2 separate regions of the Homo sapiens genome follow, and region 2 is linked to region 1. A link is an interaction called in ENCODE POLR2A ChIA-PET data of the cell type or tissue named here. Cell type or tissue: GM12878. All regions are shown on one strand. Links, peaks and the distances in the headings refer to the core of each region. The heading gives the core; the rest is flanking DNA. Region 1 overlaps SPTLC2 (serine palmitoyltransferase long chain base subunit 2). Region 2 overlaps TMED8 (transmembrane p24 trafficking protein family member 8).

Evidence for each region. ChIA-PET counts read pairs that join two places held together with the same protein. Peaks named below come from ENCODE experiments on the same cell type or tissue, not always from the same donor. Only the 100,000 strongest peaks of a DNase experiment are listed, where the experiment ranks them.
Region 2: POLR2A ChIA-PET joins it to region 1 with 7 read pairs; 2 of 35 experiments call an interaction of 5 or more read pairs at or near these places.

What each region holds. Positions count from the first base shown.
Region 1 is chr14:77,539,384-77,544,764 of GRCh38, forward strand. The region is part of intron 9 of SPTLC2 (serine palmitoyltransferase long chain base subunit 2); the gene reads right to left. Among named protein-coding and RNA genes, the nearest start is that of ISM2, 43 kb to the left of the region's middle. RefSeq lists an enhancer at 3,171-3,672. In GM12878, for the core only: no CTCF peak of the experiment used is centred there; a DNase peak (open chromatin) is centred at 2,621; H3K4me3 peaks cover 516 bases; H3K27ac peaks cover 1,697 bases.
Region 2 is chr14:77,354,408-77,359,788 of GRCh38, forward strand. All of the region lies in intron 1 of TMED8 (transmembrane p24 trafficking protein family member 8), which reads right to left. It also overlaps the pseudogene LOC100422225. Among named protein-coding and RNA genes, the nearest start is that of TMED8, 20 kb to the right of the region's middle. In GM12878, for the core only: no CTCF peak of the experiment used is centred there; no DNase peak of the experiment used is centred there.

The DNA of each region.
Region 1 (5,381 bases), core at 82-5,081:
GAAGGATCTAAGTGGTATTAAGAAATAATTGTAATCTAACACTAAGAAACTGTTGTTTATTCTGAGAATTCAAAAAAATGAAAATTTTATCTTAAGAGGCTTTTTTTTTTTTTTTTTTTTTTTGGAGATGGGGTCTCGTTGTGTCGCCCAGCCTGGAGTACAGTGGTGTGATCTCGGTTCATTGCAACCTCTGGCTCCTGGGCTCAAGTGATCCTCCTGCCACAGCCTCTCAAGTAGCTGGGATTACAGGTGCCTGCCACCAAGTCTGGCTAATTTTTATATTTTTAATAGAGATGGGGTTTTGTCATGTTGGCCAGGCTGGTCTCAAACTCCTAACCTCAAGTGATCTGCCAGTCTTGGCCTTCCAAAGTGCTGGCATTACAGGCGTGAGCCACTGTGCCCAGCCGCTTAAGAGGCTTTTGAAGCTATATGTTATTTTTTTGTAGCTGGCACGTGGTTAAGTAGTCAAAAACAGATTGCTGACTGAATAAACTTCTTATTGTGGCTTGAACTAATAAAAAAACACAATTAAGCCAGGCAAGGTGGCTCATGCCTATAATCCCAGCACTTTGGGAGGCCGAGGCAGGCAGATCACCTGGGGTCGGGAGTTCTAGACCAGCCTGACCAACATGAAGAAACCCTGTCTCTACTAAAAATACAAAATGAGCCAGGTGTGGTGACACATGCCTATAATCCCAGCTACTCGGGAAGCTGAGGCAGGAGAATCGCTCGAACCTGGGAGGCGGAGGTTGCGGTAAGCAGAGGTTGTGCCATTGTACTCCAGCCTGCCAGCATGGGCAACAAGAGCGAAACTCTTGTCTCAAAAAAAAAAAAAAAAAAAAAAGTAATAAGAAGGTCCTCTGGATATGTTTTGAAGATCAGACAGCAATAAAGGAATAATATGCCTTAAAAGGCCTGAAACATACAAAAAAAATGTAATGGACAGAGTTCTTATCTGCTAATAAATTTAACACCACATTCTCAATTAGCTGTGCATATGCAGGAAGAGGAAGGCACAGCAGCCCAGATCATCAAGAAATGGTCTCCATTTGATTTTGAAATGCATTTTATTTATTTTTACTTTTATTTTTTAATTTTTTAAATTTTTTGAGACGGAGTCTTGCTCAGTTGCCCAGGCTGGAGTGCAGTGGTGTGATCTTGGCTTACTGCAACCTCTGCTTCCTGGGTTCAAGTGATTCTCTTGCCTCAGCCTCCCGAGTAGCTGGGACTACAGACGGCCGCCACCACACCTGGCTAATTTTTGTATTTTTAGTAGAGATGGGGTTTCGCTATGTTGTCCAGGCTGGTCTCGAACTCCTGACCTCAAGCGATCACCCACCTTAGACTCCCAAAGTGCTGGGATTACAGGCGTGAGCCACCGCACCCAGCACATTTTATTATTTTAAAGGTAGATCTCTCTCATTGCTAACATTTAATTATGGCATAAGTCCATATATACCAGTTCCACTGAGGGGAAATGAGTGATATAATGCATGTTTAGTTGCAGAAGTAGTTTAGAACTACAAATATGCCATATATAATCTGTTCACAGAACCAAAAATATGTGTAACATGTAAAATCTAAGAATAAGGCAAAGTGTAACTGTACTCAGAAGGTATGCTTGCAAAACATTTTATTTATTTATTTATTTATTTATTTATTTATTTTGAGTCAGGGACTCACTCTGTCACCCAGGCTGGAGTGGTGTGATCTCAGCTCACTGCAATCTCCGCCTGCCAGGCTCAAGTGATCCTCCTGTCTCAGCACCTCAAGTAGCTGGGACTATAGGCATAAGCCACCATGCCTGGGTAATTTTTGTATTTTATTTTATTTTTTTGTAGAGACAGGGTTTCACCATGTTGCCCAAGCTGGTCTTGAACTCCTGGGCTCAAGTGATCCACCCGTCTTGGCCTCCCAAAATGGTAGGATTACAGGTTTAAGCCACCAGGCCCGGCCTACAAAATTTAAATATAAATAACAAACTAATTCTTACCAAAAGCAGCACATTCATCTATCAAGAGTAACCTCTTCCTAGCAATGCCTTATGATGGCCTACTTTCATTTAAATTACTATTTTGAACTTAGAAATGCAAGGACTCTGTGCACACAGACTGGATGATCTGGATATACACCCATTTAGAAGCGGGGGGTCCATGTGGAAATGTGTTCTAACAGTAGGTCATCAAATTTTCTTTTTTAAAAAAGAAGCAGTCTTTCCTTTGCTCATCTTTTAAAATGATCAATGGTCACTTTCTTTGAACAGCTCTAAAGTGGGGGGAGAAGGCAGCAGATAACACTTTAAACTCTTGTCACACTTTCCAGATCAGTAAATTATATACTCATCACAAGCATCTAGATGGGATGCATCATGAATATATCTAAGAATATCTAGGCCAGGTGCAGTGGCTCAAGACTGTAATCCCAGTGCTTTGGGAGGCCAAGGCGGGTGGATCACCTGAGGTCAGGAGTTCCACACCAGCCTGGCCAACATGGAGAAACCCCGTCTCTACTAAAAATACAAAGAGTAGCCAGGCATAGTGGCACGCGCCTGTAGTCCCAGCTACTCAGGAGGCTGAGGCATGAGAATGGTTTGAACCTGGGAAGCGGAGGTTGCAGTGAGCCAAGATTGTGCCACTGCACTCCAGCCTGGGCAACAGAGTGAGACAGACTCTGTGTCCGGAAAAAAAAAAAAAAACCAAGAAAAACCCACAAAGAATATCTGAAAGTACCAAGTGAAAAGTGAAGAAGGAAGTAGGGTGAGAGGGAGAGTAGAGCATGTAAAGAAAAAAAAAGTCAGTGAAGATATTTTTAAAAACCAGAGTATACTGGTATTTGAATTTATTTCTTTTGTGTTTTTTTTCACATTATCTCACAGAAAGATAAAGAATCTTATCTAAAAGCTCAAAATGAAAATAAAAGAAATATTAGCTAACAGGACAGATTGATTTTAACAACATGTTTCCCGTAAGTCCTAACTAAATGGCACTGGAAAATCTTTCTGTTAAGAAAAGGAAAATAAATGGACCTTCAACAGGCTCTTTATAAGCAAAGGCATTTTCGTGCCCCAGAGAACAGTCTTGTAAAAGGGAGATTTATAAGGGACTTCCAGGAAGCAAGAGTTCAGTAATTTTCTAACACTGAAGCAAAGCAACGGGAACTAGGTTTACCATCTCCAAGACACAACCCCTATTTTGCTAGACTGGCGACAAATATCAAAGTGCTCAGCCGGGGCCACTGTCAAGCTAAAGAACATCAAAGCAGACAGATCTGCGTCTTCATATCCTAGGGATGCTGTTCTAAAGCAGCCCCTTGGTTTCCTATCTCCCTGTAAGAACTAGAACTGCTTTTGCTAACACCAAGTACTGCACAGTAAATTCCTCTTAAAAGCACAGTTTATCACCCCCACCCTCTTGTGGCTTAATCCTTTAATTCATTTCAATGCCAAAAACTAGGATTTCCTGAGGACTGCCACAGGATGTATGACAAGCAGCAGGGGCAAGCTTAAAGTTGCTGATTCAATATAATCAGAAGTTTAAAAGAATGGTTGCTAATGCACAGCCAGAAACAGAGGGCCCTCCACAAAAGGCAGAAAAGAGGCCAAGTGCCTGTGAAAAATCAAGGAACTGAGTTTTAACGGGTGCCAACCCACAGGCAGGACAGAAAGTCTTTTGTTTGTTTGTTTTTGAGACCAAGTCTCACTCTGTTGCCTGAGCTGGAGTGCAGTGGCACGATCTCAGCTCACTGCAACCTCCACCTCCCGGGTTCCAGTGATTTTCCTGCCTCAGCCGCCTGAGTAGCTGGGACTACAGGCGTGCACCACCACACCCGGCTAATTTTTGTATTTTTAGTAGAGACACGGTTTCACTACTATGTTGGCCAGGCTGGTCTCCAACTCTTGATCTCGAGTGATCCGCCCACCTTGGCCTCAGAAAGTCTTAATGGACCATTCTACTGTCCTCTGTTGGGGCTGGAACATATCACAGGCTACTCTGAGACAAAGAGATAAGGAACGTAAACACTGTAGTAATGTATCTACCCACAGATGAAGACAGCTAGCAAATAAAGGTAATCTCTGGTAAAGGCTTGGCTTGGATTTAAGTTAACAGTTTTAGAGGTAGAAGGCAATACAATAAGACAATCAGAGTTTTACAAAACGGTTAATACTAAACATTTTAACAACTTTATAGTGGGCAAGGCCATTTGTAGGTTATGTACTAAGTAATTTGAGGATTAATAGGTTATAAAAATACAAGCAGCCCCCCCCAAAAAAAGTAAAACAAAAATAATTAATTCCAACTAGCCTTAGGAACCATGACCACAGATCTCTGAATGCTTAGTTCTGTTTTCCTGCTGCACCTAACTGGTTTCTAACTTCTCCACCTATGCCACTGATTCAATCAGCCAGAATCATCAGCTGTTCAGAAGGGAGTGTCAGCATCCCAGGCATTTAGAGTTCCAGAAACAACCAAAAATGGCAACTTAGCTCTGCCAGCAAATGCCTGTCTTACAAGCCAAACATCTCCCTCATTTGTATCTTGACTTCCAGTTTCTTTTCCTTTTTCAATTACCATCAATCAGTAGAGCTGCTTTGGTACTGAGGTAAAAAAGTTAAAAGGAAAAAAAGAGGATTGTCAAAAAGACAATCCTCTTTTTTATTTTCTAGAGATAGGGTTTCCCTCTCTCATCCAAGCTGGAATGCAGTGGTGTGATCATAGCTGGGTTTGTGCAATCCTCCGCCTTGGCCTCCCAAGTAGCTAGGATTACAGACGTGTACCACCACACTTGGCTAATTTTTAGAATTTTTTGTAGAGACAGAGGCTCACACTATGTCACCCAGACTGGTCTCAAACTCCTGACCTCAAGTGATCCTCCAGCTTCAGCCTCCCAAAATGTTACGATTACATCCCAAAATGTCAGGATTACCATATCCAGCCTAAGGTTTTCTTTTCAATGCATATTCTAGGGCCTCATCCACCAAGACTCAGTAGGGTGGGTGGAACAAACTAGAATCTTCATTTTTAACAAGCAGCAGTGGTTCTGAAATGGGGCCTTACATGAGAAGCATCTGGGGTGCTTTTAAATAACACCATGCCATGGCAGGGAGGCCTCGCCTTGAGATACTCAATGGGTCTACAGAAGGTCTCTAACACTGGCACTATTTTTTTAAGCTTTCCTGTGTGTAAGCAAGGTATGAACCACTGTACTAAAAGTACCTCTGATGCAGGTGGTCCATGGACAAAGTCTGAGAACAGGGGCTTAAAGAGTTCATGTTAATGAGGTCATTCTGAACCTGACAAAGACTCTCTCCTTTGACCAAACTTGAGTCAGGCTCCTCTTGGAGTCCTTTCTGATAAAGTCCTGACGTTGCGCCTCCTTCTCCA
Region 2 (5,381 bases), core at 73-5,072, 180 kb before region 1:
TATTACTTATTTCAAATTAACTTTTTGAAATTATACTAATAATGCTTTGTTCATTGTAGAAAAAAGTACAGATAAGAAAACATTTTGCATCTACCCTTCCAGACTTTATTTCCTTTAAAATAATTTTTAATATACAGATAATCCATTGTTCACTGTAAAAAAAATAAATCAGGAAATACAGATAAGCAAAACAACAACAAACTAACCGTAACCCCACTAACCAAAGATTACCACTGTTAACTTTTTAAAAAAAGACACAAGGTTGGCTGGGTGCAGTGGCTCATGCCTGTAATCCCAGCACTTTGGGAGGCCGAGGAAGGTGGATCACCTGAGGTCAGGAGTTCAAGACCAGCCCGGCCAACACGGCAAAACCCTGTCCTACTAGAAAATACCAAAATTAGGTAGGTGTGGTGGCGAGCACCTGTAATCCCAGCTACTTGGGAGGCTGAGGCAGGAGAATCACTTGAACCCTGGAGGAAGAGGTTGCAGTGAGGTAAGATTGCACCACTGTACTCCAGCCTGGGTGACGAAGGAAGAACTCTGTCTCAAAAAAAAAAAAAAGACAAGAGGTTTCTTTATGTTGCCCAAGCTAGTCTTGATCTCTTGGGCTCAAGCGGTCCTCCCACCTCCCCTTCCCAAAGTGCTGGGGTTACAGCACAGCATCTGGCCAACTGTTAACATTTTGATGTATATCCCTTGAGAAATACATTTATACATATATGCATACAAATACAAATGTATATGTATTGTGTGTGTGTGTGTGTGTTTCTGAAAGGACATGCACTAAACACTTTTTTTTTTTTTTTGAGACATAGTCTTGCTCTGTTGCCCAGGCTGGAGTGCAATGGCATGATCTCAGCTCACTGCAACCTCTGTCTCCGTGTTCAAGCGATTCTCCTGCCTCAGCCTCCTGAGTAGCTGGAATTACAGGCACACACCACCACACCCGGCTAATTTTTTGTATTTTTAGTAGAGATGGGTTTTCACCATGTTGTCCAAGCTGGTCTCAAACTCCTGACCTCAGGTGATCCACCCGCCTCGGCCTCCCAAAGTGCTGGGATTACAGGCGTGACCCACCATGGCCAATAAACACTTTTAATGAACATTTTTCAGAGTCAATAAAGATAGGGCTATATCATAATTTTAAACGGCTACATATTATCCCATACGTTGTCCCACCAATTCTTAACCTTCTACTGGTAGAGCTAGTGCTTATTCCAAATCTTTCATTGTTACAGGCAATGATGCTGTCTATAACAATTACAGATTGTTATAGACTGTTAGAGATAATGATGTTCTATTGGCATTATCTACAACATTTTCTTAAGAACCTCCCCCCTCAACAGCCTTGGAAGTGGCAGTTCCTATGATCAAGGTACATTGTGTTGGCCATAGTTCATTGGTTTCCGGTGAGCACCTGCCCAAAAGTCAGTCCGATTCTCTTCCGTAAAATCTGGAGTTGGTATCCAAGACGGAAACAGACTGTGGAGAACTTTGTCAGTTTAGGAGCTGAGCCTGCCTTTTGGGAGAAGCCTTCACAGGCCACATAAAAGCAGATGACTAAGCAGAGAAGATAATTTTCAGAAAGTACAATGATGCATTCAAGTAAAGGGAAAGAAAAACAAGGGGACCTCTGAGTCTAGGAGAGAAACAGACCAGAGAGGCTACTTTGTAACACCATGAGGTTCAAGTGTGCTCCTCCAACTGGAGTCTGTAAGAGGCCTTACATAGTAACAATGAGCTCTTTTTTTCTTTTTATTGTGAAATAAACCACACATATGAAAGATTGCATGAAAAGAAGATACAGAGCTAAAATATTAATAATACAAATACCTGCATACCTACTAACTAGGTGAATTATTAGTACTTTAGAATTCCCCTACCCAATGCCCTTTCCTATCCTATATTCCCTGTTCCAAATTCTGAGTAAATTATTCCTTGCTATTCTTTATATATTTTAACTAATTACTGCTGTTTAAAAACCTTTATTGTAGAAAATGTTAAACATATACAAAATCACAAAATTAGATCACAGTAGAATGAAGACTCATGCACCCTACCTATGTTTTCAACAAGATTTTACTTGGCCTGGTTTCCTCCATGCCCTACCTTCTTGCCCCACTCACCAACAGATTATTTCAAACAAAGCCCAGACATCATTGTATCTACCATTACATTCATTTAGAACAAATCTCTAAAGAAGAAGACTTTCAACACAGGTACAACAACATTATCACTCCTACAAAATTGGCAATTCCTCAATATCATCTCATACCCAGCCCATGTTCAAATTTCTCCAAGTTGTCTCCCAGAATTTCTTCTTAGGAGCTGGTTTGTTTGAATCAGAATCCAAATAAAGTTCACACACTAAATTTACCTTATAATCTCTTAATCTACATCAATCCTCACCACCATGGGTCTGTATACAATATATTTGTTGACATTTTAAAAAACTGATCTGCAGACTTTTCAAACATTCTGAATTTGGCTGACTGCCTTTTCACGGTATCACTTAACAGATTATTTTATGCACTATATTTCCTATAAACCGGTCATAGATGTAGAGCTTCACTGTCCAGTATAGTAATTACTAGTACACGTAGCTAAATTTAAATTTAAAAGAATTTAAAATTCGGTCCACCCATCTCAACTAGCCACATTTCAAGTACTCAATAGCCATGAGTTGCTAATGGCTACTGTTGCCAGGGAGCACATTTTCACCATCAAAGCAATTCTATTGGACTGTGTTGATCTAGAGGCTTGACTCAATTCAGGTTCAGTTTTGTTCTTGCAAGAATATTCCAGAAGTAACATATGTAATTCCTATTGTATTACATTAAGAGGCACATAATCTATGGTTATTACAAGTTTAATGATAAAAAGATTAGGTTCATGTTTTCAGCCTAATCCACCATCAAGCTCCTCATTAACCCTGCACCTAGTGGCTTTAGCAGGCATTCATGATCATTGTCTAAAATAGATACAGGATTTCATTAAAAACTAGAAAATGACTTTTCCAATTCTAGCACTTTCTACAGTTGTTCTTAGTTGGAATTCTACTAAAAACAAAATTTCCCCTCATCAACTATTTGGCTACTCTGACACAGTCATAAGAGAAAAGCAGGATAAAGACTTGATCCTTCACCAACTGACTTAGAATCATAACAACCTCCAAAGGTAACCAATGATTTGTTCTTTGAAGTATCGTTAGAAACACATGAATTTTAGCATATTTTATGTGCTTCAAGTTTTCCTAATTTTGGCCTGTGGGAGCTCCTCAAAGTTGGCTCTTGTGTCCTTTTAAGATGACACCACTGGTCTTGCTTATAGCATAAGTTCTGAGCTTTAAAATCTTATAAATGCCTGTCCCACACTTGGAATCAACTATTTCTCTAAGGAGTCCTGGTTCTTTTTCATTAGAAATTGTCTTTAAAGGCTGGGCATGGTAGCTCACACCTGTAATCCCAACACTTTGGGAGGCTGAGGCAGGTGGATCACCTGAGGTCAGGAGATGGAGACCAGCCTGGCCAACATGGTGAAACCCCATCTCTACTGAAAATACAAAAATTAGCTGGGCATGGTGGCACACATCTGTAATCCTAGGTACTTGGGAAGCTGAGGCATGAGAATCGCTGGAACCTAGGAGGCGGAGGTTGCAGTGAGCTGAGATCGTGCCAAGGCACTCCAGCCTGGGTGATGGAGTGAGGCTCTGTCTCCAAAAAAAAAAAAAAAAAAAAGAAATTGTATTTAAAGACCACAATCAATGTAATATATCACACACACACACACACACACACGAATATATATATATCCTAAATGTCATATATTAATATCACATATAAAAATATACATGTAAAATGAATTCATGCAAATACTTCTAATTCAGATTACAGGATTTTTCTTTTTTTTTTTGAGACGGAGTCTTGCTCTGTCGCCCAGGCTAGAGTGCAGTGGCGCAATCTCTGCTCACTGCAACCTCCACCTCCTGGGTTCAAGTAATTCTGCCTTAGCCTCCTGAGTAGCTAGGATTACAGGCACATGCCACCACGCCCAGCTAATTTTTGTATTTTTAGTAGAGACAGGGTTTCACCATGTTGGTCAGGCTGGTCTCAAACTCCTGACCTCGTGATCTGCCCGCCTCAGCCTCCCAAAGTCCTGGGATTACAGGCGTGAGCCACCACGCCTAGCCCAGATTACAAGATTTTTAACCTAACTTTAATTCTATATTTGTATTTTTCGGTCTTGTTGTGGAAAATCCTGGATCTTAATAATATTCACATATATACATATTTGCTTTCTTCTACAATGTAAATATAATAGTTTTAAACGAATAACAGTATAACTAAGGATATGGATATTATAACATTCTTCTCCTTAGCTTTTAACCTTCCATTATTTGTTTTTGAAAACATAAGGAAATACATATACATATAGTTGTATGTTGCCCCCATCTTAGAAAAAAATACACATTCTTCTTCTGCAACTTTTTTTTGTTTGTTTGTTTGTTTGTTTGTTTTTGAGACAGGGTCTTGCTGTGTGACCCAGGCTGGAGTACAGTGGTGCGATCACAGCTCAATGCAGTCTCAACCTCCCTGGCTTAAGCGATTCTCCTGCCTCAGGCTCCCAAGTAGCTGGAACCACAGTCCCATGCCACCACACCTGGCTAATTTTTTAAATTTTCTGTAGAGATGGGGTTTTGCCATGTAGCCCAGGCTGATCTCAAAACTCCTGAGCTCAAGCAATATGCCCACCCCGGACTCCCAAAGTGCTAGGATTACAGGCATGAGCCACTGCGCCCAGCTACAACTTGTTTTTATCACTTAACAACACAGCCTAGAAGAGCTTTCAAGTTGGTGAATTTATCCACATTCAGTGGTGCAACCCAACTCCATGCAGACGGAAGCTCCTGCACTCAGGACCCTTCCAGGCCTCGCCCTATTTACCTCTTCATCTGGCTGTTTATCCTTTATAATAAACACTGGTTTATTATATAAAAACAGGCAGAAATTCTCCAGATGTCTCCCAGTAATGTCCAAGTTTTTATCCCAGTGTCACAAAGAAATACCAATGATGAAACAACATGACCTACCCAGGACAACCTACAACGACCTGAAGACATTTACTGGGGAGCTGTGTTGTTTTCATAATATCTGCTATCGAGTAAAACTGAAGAGTGGCTTTCTACTTGATCAAAAAACAGTTTAAAAAGAAATATTAATGAATATCAAAGGAGTAATGAAACCTGGCCTCAACGCCATTCTGGTACACACAGGTGGAGGCAAACCATGGTTGTTAGATGTCTGAGCTGCAAAGAAAAGATCCACATGATTATCTGGAGATGTTTTGATAAATGGAGTACCTCAATCTGCCAATTTCAAATG